Linked DNA regions of Homo sapiens: region 1 is linked to region 2. The links are chromatin contacts, found by Hi-C or POLR2A ChIA-PET in ENCODE. All regions are on one chromosome and are shown on one strand. Each heading gives the region's core, a stretch centred on a gene start or an enhancer-like site at or near the end of the contact. The rest is flanking DNA. Distances are from core to core; before and after follow the strand shown.

Evidence for each region. Hi-C counts contacts between places; a loop is a spot of excess contacts on that map. ChIA-PET counts read pairs that join two places held with the same protein, here RNA polymerase II (POLR2A). Pooled maps may share reads with other maps.
Region 1: a loop to region 2 is called in a map of B cell, with 20 times the contacts of the local background. The contact joins the promoter of KLF11 here to the promoter of IAH1 in region 2. A Hi-C loop is called at or near these places in 5 of 168 maps with a recorded cell type or tissue (B cell, CD4-positive, alpha-beta T cell, CD8-positive, alpha-beta T cell and 2 more) and 16 of 50 pooled maps. POLR2A ChIA-PET finds 5 or more read pairs at or near these places in 6 of 52 experiments (CD4-positive, alpha-beta memory T cell, CD8-positive, alpha-beta T cell, Panc1 and 3 more).

The regions. Positions count from the first base shown.
Region 1 is chr2:10,039,166-10,044,799 of GRCh38, reverse strand. KLF11 (KLF transcription factor 11) reads right to left here and starts at 1,250. Exons shown (of 4, transcript NM_003597.5): 1 at 1,042-1,250. The coding sequence starts at 1,083. It overlaps KLF11-DT (KLF11 divergent transcript), which reads left to right and starts at 1,399. Exons shown (of 3, transcript NR_135558.1): 1 at 1,399-1,490; 2 at 1,796-2,167; 3 at 3,149-3,247. RefSeq lists silencers at 557-626, 667-716, 837-886, 1,177-1,406 and a promoter at 1,093-1,992.
Region 2 is chr2:9,472,341-9,477,719 of GRCh38, reverse strand. IAH1 (isoamyl acetate hydrolyzing esterase 1 (putative)) reads right to left here and starts at 3,169. Exons shown (of 6, transcript NM_001039613.3): 1 at 3,073-3,169; 2 at 1,681-1,733. The coding sequence starts at 3,153. CPSF3 (cleavage and polyadenylation specific factor 3) reads right to left here. Exons shown (of 18, transcript NM_016207.4): 18 at 4,619-4,804. The coding sequence ends at 4,703. RefSeq lists enhancers at 1,550-2,110, 2,591-3,358 and a silencer at 2,628-3,397.

The sequences.
Region 1 (5,634 bases), core at 1-2,500, 570 kb before region 2:
AGAAAACTAAGCCGGGGGCGAGAGGGTGATATTACTCTGAGAAGAGTAATACCCCTCCCTCCCAGGGAGGTTACAGTGGGCCGAGATCGCGCGCCCACTGCACTCCGGCCTGGGCGATAGAGCGAGACTCCCTATCAAAAAAAAAAAAAAGGAAAGGAAACTTTAAATGTACGAAGATACACGTTTCCTCTCTATCTGCCATGCACCAAAGCATCAAAGCTTTCCGTCTGCCGAGGTTCCCCGAGATCAAACAAGACGAGGCCACCTCAAATCCCCGGCCTCTGTCCCGCAGGCTGCGCCACTAAACCCCCTGTGATGTCACAGAACCGGGCGCCGAGGCCGACTCACCACACGGGCGGGAAGGGGCTCGCCCGGCCCACAGTGCCCGCACACCACGAGGCCCGCGCTCTGCCCACGTCCACGGCTACCTCCCCGAAGCCCCCAGGTCGCGACGCTTAGGGCCCCCAACGCTCGCGTGCCGCGTTCCCGCCTCCAAGCGTTGCCCCGCCTCCAAGGCAGTGCGGCGCTCCCGCCTCCCGTCGTTGCCCCGGCCCCTAGACCTTGCCCGCCCCCAGGCCCGAGCGGCACTACCGCTAGCCGCTCTTAACCCGCCCGACGGCCGCGTGCCCCGCCCCCAAAACCGTGCCGCGTTCCCGCCAGCAGCTCTTGCCCCGCCCCCAAGGCCGCGTGCCGCGTTCCCGCCAGCCGCTCCCCCGCCCAACGGCCGTCCGGCTCACAGGACCGGGGTGACGTCATGGCTGGAAATAGCCGCGGGGCCAGCGGGGCGGGGCCGCCCAGGAAGCGCAAGACAAAGCTGCGCGGGGAACACGCCCCCTCCTCGCCCCCGCCGACCCGGGCGCGCCCGTCGCGGCCGCCGCCCCGCCCGGCTCCGGAGCCCGCCCAGGCCCCTACCGGCGCGGCCGCAGCGAAGCCCTGCACGCCCCACCTCCCGCATTTACAGGCGCGCGAGTGCCGCACCACTTCCCCCGCCTCGCCCCTCGCTCAGACGAGTAGTCCCGCCGCGGCAGCCCCACCACTCACTGCGCGCGCGTCGTCTGGGCCTGCGAAGTCCGGCGTGTGCATCGTGCAGGCCGGCCGGGAGCAACAAAGCGGCCGCGGGGCGTGAGCTCGGGCGCAGCAGCGGCCGCACGTGGGCTGCGGGCGGCGGCGGCGGCGGCAACCCGGAGCTCCTGCGGCCGGCACGCGCCTCGCCCGCCCGCGCGGCTCTGCCCCGGCGCGGCCCTCGCGGCGCGGGAGGGGCGGGGCGGCCGCGGAGGGAGCGGCTGGCGGGGCGGGGCGCGGAGGCGAACCAAAATACACCGCGCCCCTGCCGGGGCGGGGCCGGCCACCACCAGCCAATTCGTGCCCGGCCGGCCAATGAGCGCCGCGGGGGGCCGCGTGATCGGAGCCTGGCCGCGGCGTGATCGGGCAGGGCGGGACGCGGCACGTGTTTTGGTCGGAGCGAGGGGCGGGGCCTGAGGCCCTGGAAAGTAAGGGAAAGGTCGCAGCGGCGCCAGGGGCAAGCGGGGCGGAGGGGGCGGCGGGGGCGGAGGGGGCGGCGGGGGCGGAGGGGGCGGCGGGGCGGCGGGGGCGGCGGGGCGGAGGGGGCGGGGCGGCGGCTGGGGAAATCCCAGGGCCGGGGCCGGACTCGGTGCGGGGAGAGGGGACCACGCTTATAGGAACCTCCTGCAGCCCCACCGGCTGAATCCATCGGTAGCGGAGACCCACCTAGAGGCCTCAACCTGGCTTTTGTTTGGTTGTTTTTAACTTCTGTCATTCTCCCTTCGTCTCTTAGGAATGCGTCCTTGACCGGAGAGGTCGGAAAGCTGGCCGGTTCTAGGTGACATTCCTGCATCCGGTCATTTTTGCAGACAGCGGGAGTCAGAGCTTATTGGCCTGAGTGTCCCGCTGACGCCCCTCCTCTGGCGTCTCTGGGCCTCTTCCGCTCTGTTACGGGGTCAGGGGAAGCCGAAACGGGCAGTCACCCAGAAGGCGCCCGCTGAAACCCGCCCATTCTTCCCAGGCCCCGAGAAAACGCCGCCCCCTCCGGGAAGTCCTCGAGCCTGCAGGAGACATCTAGCCCGCTGTCCAGGGCACCTTTTTTTTTCTCCCTATATTTCGGTTGCTCGCGTCTCTTGGTGTGGTTTGCCCACGTCTGCAGCGCCAGGTTCGTGGAGAGCAGGAACCATGCTGTTTATTTTCGTCGCCGCAGCCTTCAGCTCAGCGAGGAGCCACCCCTCCTCCGTCTGTTCACTGCGCGCGCCTTTGCTGAGCTGTGATGCGGGTTGGCGCTCAGTGCAAGGGGCAGAGGCCGCAGTGAGGAATCCTCCTTTTTTAAAAGCTCCATCCAGGGAGCGGGAGCAGAGAGAGAATCCCGGCACCCCGGGGCTTTGCTCTGAGCGAGAGAATTCTGGTCTTAGGGGAACGGGCTGGGCCCCACCACTCACATGAGCAGGACTCTGGTCCCCACTTGTTCCTTCGGGGCCCACTCGGGTTGGGCAGAGGGGTTGACCAGGCTGAGGAGAGGGTGTTTGCTGAAATAGTAAGAGGGTTTAAGACGAAAGAACCGTGATAAACTGCTCGCATGAAGACCCCGGAGGCTCTGAGAGGGGCGCAGGGTGTTCTGTGTGTAAAAAGTTAAGTCTTAAGATACACACTGGAATATTCTCTTTTGCCTGGACTCCTGCATTCGCCTTATAACTGGTCTCCCTGCGTCCACTCCAGCTCCCAGAGCCTCTTCCCACTCAGCACCCCCAGGGGTCTTTAACCCTTTCAGTGGCTCCCACTGTACTCAGCGTAACGCTTCTGCTCCCCACTGTGGCTTGTGAGCTCCTGCAGGGACCCAGCCCCATGCCTCTCCCCACGCCCCGGAGGGACAGCCTGGGCCTCCTCTTGGGCGCCTGTCCCACCAGCCCCTCTGCCGTCTCCAGGTCCTCGCACTTGCTGTTCCCTAGAATGCTTTTCCCCCACATGCCCCCTTTACTCTCACCCGCAGTCCACCTGGAGAGGCCCCCTCTAGCGGACACACCCTCGGGGCCGACCTCCAGTCCCCTTCTGGCGGGCTTTCTTGTTTTCTTCCTCCACAACACTTTTCTTGAACTGCCCCTTTTCCATTACTTCAGTTATTTATCATCTGTCTCCCCACCAGAAGGACTCTCCCAAGGCCAGGGAGCCTGGCTGTTTAATAAGTCCACGTAGGTGAACGAGCGAATCGAAGGTATCCACCAGCCTCCCTGCTTGAACATCCCGTGAGCACCTCTAATTGTGTCCTTAAAAAAACTGAACTCAGGGCCGGGCGCGGTGGCTCACGCCTGTAATCCCAGCACTTTGGGAGGCCGAGGCGGGCGGATCACCTGAGGTCAGGAGTTGAAGACCAGCCCGGCCAACATGATGAAACCCCGTCTCTTCTAAAAATACAAAAATTAGCCTGGCACGGTGGCAGGCGCCTGTAATCCCAGCTACTCAGGAGACTAAGGCAGGAGAATCGCTTGAACCCAGGAGGCAGAGATTGCAGTGAGCCGAGATCGCACCACTGCACTCCAGCCTGGGCGTCAGAGACTCAGTCTCAAAAAAACAAACAAAAAACTGAACTCGGATTCCAGCCAAATCTGGATTTCTCACCTCCGTGAAGGGTACAACTGGAGACCCTGTTCCTTGATCTAGAAACCTGAGCGTCACCTTTACCTCCTCCCTTTCGCACAGTTGCTGTCTTCCGCCAATTACATGCCCTTCTTCCTTCTCAGTTCCTCTCAAACTCTTATGTCACCCACGCCAGCCCTTGTCCTGGCCACCACCTGCTCACCTGAATTGTTGCCACTGCCTCCCAACAGGTCTCCCTCCCTCCAGCCAGACGCCCTACAATCTGCCCTCACCTCACTGCCAGAATGATCTTCTGGAAGCAGAGGTGGAGCTGAACCTGTATTCAAGCCGTCAGTTGGAATCCAAACAGTTATAGGACTGACTTCAGGCTCCATGGCCAGGAACCCATGAGTCTTTGTAGCCAGGCTCCAGCCAGCACTTCCTGCATCATTTCTGACCAGTTTCCCAAATTGCTTTCCCTGCTGCCTTCCTGCCCCCACTGACCCAATACAGAACCCTGTACTCTCAAGGTCACGCCACTCTCTTCTGTTTCTAGACAGCATTCCTTCTGCGTGGAACATGCCAACCCTCGTCTGCTTTGACTTTGCAAAACTGCATGAGACCGCCGGGCGCGGTGGCTCACGCCTGTAATCCCAGCACTTCAAGAGGCCGAGGCAGACAGATCACCTGAGGTCAGGAGTTTGAGGCCAGCCTGGCCAGCATGGTGAAACCCCGTCTCTACTAAAAATACAAAAAATCAGCCAGTAATCCTAGCTACTCGGGAGGCTGAGGCAGGAGAATCGCTTGAACCCAGGAAGCAGAGGTTGCAGTGAGCCGAGGTCATGCCATTGCACTCCAGCCTGGGCTACAAGAGTGAAACTCCGTCTCAAAAAAGAAAAAAAAAAAGAAAAAAAGACTGCATATGACTCCCCAGTGAAGCCCTCCCTGATTGGCCTCTGCAGAAGGCAGCATGCCCGGGCTTTGGAGTCAGACCTGCATACAAATCCTTGTTTTGCCGGTGTGACCTTGCCAAGTCTTCTTTCCTGCAGGACAGAAGGCGGCAGCAGCTCTCCCTGAACTGGCACTCTGGCTTCTCTTGCCCCAGGGTCTGTTTCTGCTCCTTGGACAGCAGGCGCATGTGGGAACTGTGCCCTCTTCAGCCATGAGCCCCTGTTCTGCGCACATCTAGCCCATCTTCCAGATGGACAGACAGTCTGTGGTCGTCGCCAAACCCCTGAATCTGGCCCTGCCCGCAGTCAGAGGGATGGCAATTTGTAAGCTACAGACTATTGCGAATCATTCACTTGGAGACTGAACTAAGACTACTGGCACCAGGCTCCGTAGACCCTCGGGAAGAGCATGGTCTGGCAGGCAGACTGGATGTGGCCACAGATAACATCCCCTAAGGGGAGAGCGTGAGCCTGCAGGCCAGAATGCCACCACTTTCTCCTGTGTCGTTCCAGAGAGAGCCTGTGGCTATGCACGCTTGCTGCTACAGAGGGTAGTGCTGTATACCTCCTGGGCTCACTTACTGACTTTTCAGTCTAAGGGCTTATTGCAATTGGTACATAACGATCATACTTTGTAATGGTTAAGTAATATTCCATCATATGGATGTGTTGTTTATTTAACATTCTGGTTGAATAACCAAGACTTTTAGGTTTCCAGTTTTCCAGGAACATCATGCCCCTCCATCATTTGCCCACCTGGAAGGATAACTACAGGATAAGCAGCTCTTAGAACTGGAATTGCTGAGTTAACTGCTCTGTGCATTTCCTTGCTTTTTCTTGCTTTTCTTTTCTTTCTTTTATTATTTTTTTGGGTAAATTTTTATTGAACTATAGCATAGCGTAGATACAGGAAAGTGTAAAAACTTAAATGTACAATTCAATGAATTTTCGCTAGGCAAACACTGTGTCACCAGCACCCAGATTTAGAAACAGAATATTACCAGAATCCCAAAAGCCCCATGAGCTGCCGTCCAGTCACTACTTACCGTTTCCCTGATCCCCTGCATAGGATAATCCTTATCATGGCTTCTGACACTTTCGGTTG
Region 2 (5,379 bases), core at 1,920-4,419:
TAAAAACAGTTGGATTCACAGTACTGTAGGTGTAATGGGGGAAAAAAAAAAAAAAGCCGGGTTGCCTGGATTTGTTTCTCGGCTCCCTGTGTGACTAGGCGTGACCCTGGGCACGCTGTGCTCCTTCCTCACATGTAAAGTGAGGAGAATCCCAGTTAAGGATTCGCATCAGGCAGTAGGTTTGAAACCCCTCAGAGAATACCAGTCACATAAGAGGGACTCTTTTTTTCTTAGTCTTGGTAAAATGATATGATTTGGGATTTGCTTCAGAATAATCCATAGGAGGGATGGATGGGCTCATTTCACTCTTTGCTTCTGTAGATATTTAAAGTTGTCCATAAAGTTTTCTTAAAATGACGCCTGGGGTTCAACTTATGATTAGTAAATCAATATGGTTCATTTTGCTGTATTCACATTCCCATACATGCATAACCAAGCAGAGAAGCTGGGGCACCCGCGGAGAACTGCAGGCCACAGCGTCAGGCAGCGGCTCCAAAGCAGCACAAGGGGACACTTTCTGACACTGCTCAAAGTTCTCAGGTGGCATTTATAAACTGCAGAACCACCACCGAAACTCAGCCTTATTTCTAAGAGATTGTTTGTGTGTGTAATGATTATAAAATGCGACTAGCCATTTTACAGAGTGAAATCACAATACTTTAATGAAGTGCTGGGCTGGGTGTGGTAGCGAGTGCCTGTTGGTCCCAGCTACTCAGGAGGCTGAGGTGATGATGCCTTCAGCCCCAGAGGTGGAGGCTGCAGTGAGCCCTGATCACACTGCTGCACTCAAGCCTGTGTGACAGAGTTGTCAGGCCTCTGAGCCCAAGCTAAGCCGTCATAACCTGTTACCTGCACGTATACATCCAGGTGGCCTGGAGCAACTGAAGAACCACAAAAGGAGTGAAACAGCCAGTTCCTGCCTTAACTGATGACATTCCACCATTGTGATTTGTTCCTGCCCCACCCTAACTAATCAATCGACCTTGTGGCATTCCTCCCCTGGACAATGAGTCTCAGGAGCTCCCCACAGAGCACCTTGTGACCCCCTTCCCCTGCTAACAATAGATAACCACCTTTAACTGTAATTTTCCACTACCTACCCAAATCCTATAGTACTGCCCTACCCATCTCCCTTTGCTCTTTTCAGACTCAGCCCACTTGCACCCAAGTGAATAAACAGCCTTGTTGCTCACACAAAGCCTGTTTGGTGGTCTCTTCACGTGGACGCGCCTAACAAGAGACCCTGTCGCAAAACAAAAACCACCAAAAACCAAAACAAAGTGCGGTAGAATTGTGACAAGGTGAGTCTTAAGTCATGGCAGCACTTCAAAAAAAGGCAAAGTAGCTTCCTACCAGTGTGGTGTAGCAGTGAAACTGCAAGTTCTGCAGTCATAGCAGCTGGACTTGGATCTGTCTGCCCCTGACTAGGGAAGAGGCCTTGGCCATTTCCTTGATTTGTCTGAGTCTACCCAGCCATCAGTGCTCAACCCTAAAATATCTAATTGGTCAGACTGAGTGAAGAGTAAATGTTTTCTGTTCCTTCTCCTATATACTGATTAGGGGAGGCAAGCAAAATTAATAAAGGAGGAATGTTCTGTTCAGAACTATCCTTCATCCATAAGACGGATCCCTAAGACATTTTCCATCCATAAGAACTCAAGTATCGGAAACCATTCTCACCTGACCAGCCTGTCAGCCAGCGATGCTCCCCATCCACCCTGCTGGAAGGAAAACTGGAGGAAGAAAAGCCCATTATTACTACTAATGACTGTAACCGGGCATCTCAGCGAGGGCAGTTCTGATTGGCAACTTCTGTTTTCTCGGCGCTCCCTTCTTGGCTTTGATTGCTTCACTCCAGGAGGTCATTTTGGGGATTACAGGTAAGTACACCTGGCAGCACTTTAGCAGAGGGGGATTTTTCTCTATCAAAAGCTAAACAGCCTGTATTCCCAGCACTTTGGGAGGCCAAGGCGGGCGGATCACATGAGGTCTCGAGTTCGAGACCAGCCTGGTCAACATGGCGAAACCCCGTCTCTACTAAAATTACAAAAATTAGCCCGGTGTGGTGGCGCACGTCTATAATCCCAGCTACTCGGGAGGCTGAGGCAGGAGAAACGCTTGAATCCGGGAGGCGGAGCTTGCAGTGAGCCGAGATCGCGCTACTGCACTCCAGTCTGGGCGACAGAGCGAGACTCCGTCTCAAAAAAAGAAAAAAAGAAAAAAAAAAAAAAGCTAAACAGAAATCTAAGTTCAGGAAATAAAGTCAAAGGTCAGTGAGGAAATGAAGGCCACACCGCCTCACTGCTTTGCTGGTTACCGAGCTGAGGGTGAACACTTTTTCATACACATTCCCATGGAATTCGGCAGCTCTGACTGCCCCATATGCCTAAACATAATGTTACCAGTTACTGGCGTATACACAAAAGCCTGGTGAAGCAAGTCCTGTCTGAGAAGAGGACACACACAGGAATGGAATTTCTACTCCCTCCCCGAAGTAAGAACCTGCATTTAGAAGACCGTTCCCTTCATGGGAGGTGAGATGATCTTGGATGAACGGATGGTCCTTTTCTACCTAATTCCTGAAGGCGTTTTACTTCCAAGGTCAACCCCTAACGGCCCCACCTGTGCCCGCAGGGAATGGGGCGAGAGAGCTCCTGGCGCCTCTGCCCGGAGCTGGCCGCGGGGCCTCCTGGGACACAGCGCGCGGTCGCCCGCGGCCGCTAACCCGGACCCGGAGGGGAAAGGCCGCTGCCCAGGAGGGCGCTGAGGGGAAGACCGCGCATCTCGACCCGGGTGGGAGGCGGCGCGGGGCGGGCAGCGCGGCCGGGTCCCCTCGCGTCTGTGCCTGGAGCCCGGGCTCTCGCGGACGCCGTCGTGACCTCCGGGACGCCGCGGGCCCGGAAGGCGCAGCCACTGGGGGACCCGCCACTCCTCCGGTGTCTCCACGGGCGTGGCCAGGCCTCCGGCCCAGCCGTCTCGGGCGCCGAAGAGGACGGCGAGGAGCCTCGGCCTGCTCGGCAGCGACCCCGCAGGGAGGCCGGGGCGGGAGGCCGAGCGTCGGGGCGGCCGTACCTGGGTGATGGAGTCCCCGAAGAGCAACAAGCGAGGCCAGAGCAGGGCACTCCCGCAGCCCGCGGCCTCGCACAGCGCCATGGAGCAGCCGGGCGGGGCGGGGCGGGGCCGCCAGCCACGAGAGGCGCCTGCGCAGTGGCCGCCCGTGGGTTGCGGGAGCCGGGCTCGTGGGCACCCACGCAGTCACTTTGGTGACGCGCGAAGGTCGTTGCCCCTTGGAGTCCGTTTGCAAGAAGCTCGGCCTCCGCGCTTGCTCACCCACAGCAAGGCTGCCCCCAGGGAGTCCGGAGCCCGCGTCCCGCTGCGTGGTTCCCGGAAGAAAAGCGGTTGGGGGCCCTTCTAAGCCCACCCCGCGCTCCGCGGGCGCAGGTGCGTTCGGCAAAGGGCAGGAGTGTGACCTCAGGACGCGCGGCGGGAAGCACAGCTGGCTCTCGGTGGGGCGGAGGGCTGCTCCAGGCCCCCCTGGAAGAGGTCGTGGGATGCGCGCGCGGCCTCCTGCGCCCAGCGTCACTCTGGAGGGCCTGTAACACCCACGAGGACGCAGGCACTGCGGAAACCCTGGCAGTACCTCGTGGTTCTGCGAATGACAAGGGAAAGCAGCTGCACCTTCAGTGCGCGCGCAGCCGGCCGCTTTTCTTTTTCCCGCCGTGGGGTGGATGCGCAGATGCAGAACCCCGCGGACACGGAGCACTGACTAACTTCCAAGGGATTCACCTGTTAAAACGTGGTTGTAATGCAACGTTCTTACCTCAACTGTGCAATGAAGTTCGGCAGCCGAGCTAAAAACGAACGGGTGGGAAGGATGCCTTGAAATCACGGAGCTGTAGATGAGTAACAGAAGGGCCAGGGGCGCCGGCGCAGAGGCCGACCCCGCTCCCTGGGGCGGGGCGATGGGCGTAGAGCATGACTTTCTTTAGGTTGCTCGTCCCAAGCTCGCTTGGATCACCTGGGGGAGCTTTACAACTAAGATCCAACCTAGGGCCCTCATTCCAGCCGGACTAACTCACCTCCTGGTGGCAGGACTTGGGCACAGGTGCACTTGTGATGCACCCCACGTGATTCCCACGGGTAGCCCAGATTGAGAGCCCCTGCTAGAGCAAGCAAAGGTGCCTGGACTTCATCTTTATCACAAGGACTTCATTAAGGCCTTCAAGCAGCAGAGGCTTGAGGCCAGGTCTGTTCCAGGAATCAGCTATAGGGGAGGAGATGGAGGTGGTTGCAGGAATTCAGAGGGGAGAGTAGACTTGGACTCGAACAGCAGCAGTGGAGATGAAGACAGAAAAGATTCAAGTGCAACTTAGAATCCTTATTATTAACTCAAATTGGTTACCCCAGAGGAGAGGGTAACCAGCAGCGGTTGCTATCGGCAGATCTTGATGGTTTCAATGGGAGCTGCACATACATGCCTGGAAGAAGAATCCAAAATTCTAAAATAATGGGCAGTTGATCTAGTAGTTAGTTCTAGAATAATGGACAAATTAATTAGCAATTTAGCAGTATTCAGGCTGTTGAAATAAAGGCCATTTGACATTAAAAGTAAACAGGCTCCCCCAGAGAAACGAATGCATTTTATTTTAGGTAACAAAAGTAGAGTCAAGTATTTTTTCAAAGTTCATATACAGGCACAGTCTCAGTGAACTGGCGTCAGGGCCTCGTACAGTCTCTGTGCAGCCAGCTCCACCATTTCTCGGAGGGATTCATCGTCTTCACTTCCCTCTTCACATTCTACAGTCTGAAAGTGAGGCACAAACAAGACTGTTAGAATTAAGTCTATAATGATTATATAGAAGATAAATGAATACTCTTTAAAAAAACCATCATCTCATAAAAAATTAGCCAGCTGTGGTGGCGTGTGCCTGTGGTCCCAGATAAGAGTCTGAGGTGGGAGGATCACTGAGCCGGGAAGGTTGAGGCTGCAGTGAGCTGTGACTGCACCACTGCACTCCAGCCTGGGCGGCACTGCGAGACCGGGTCTCAAACTAAAAAAAAGAACAATCATCTGTGTGTGCAGAGGTCATGGTGGGACTGATTACCATGAAACAGAACGGCCGCCCTACACACTTGTGGGCGTGCAGTGCTTCCTGACAGCAGCACGGTCCTAATTAGTGATGACTTGAGGCTGGGGTGAAAGACTGGGGAAAGTCTAGTAAACTACATTTACATCAAAGCCCACAGTTTGATCTAGTAAATGATACTCCAGGGAAGTTCATCTATGCCACACAAATTACTTGGCAAGGAATGGATGTGGCTATCTACTCAACATTTGGTACTGAATTTGACTGAAACTCACTAATAATCTTCTAGTTG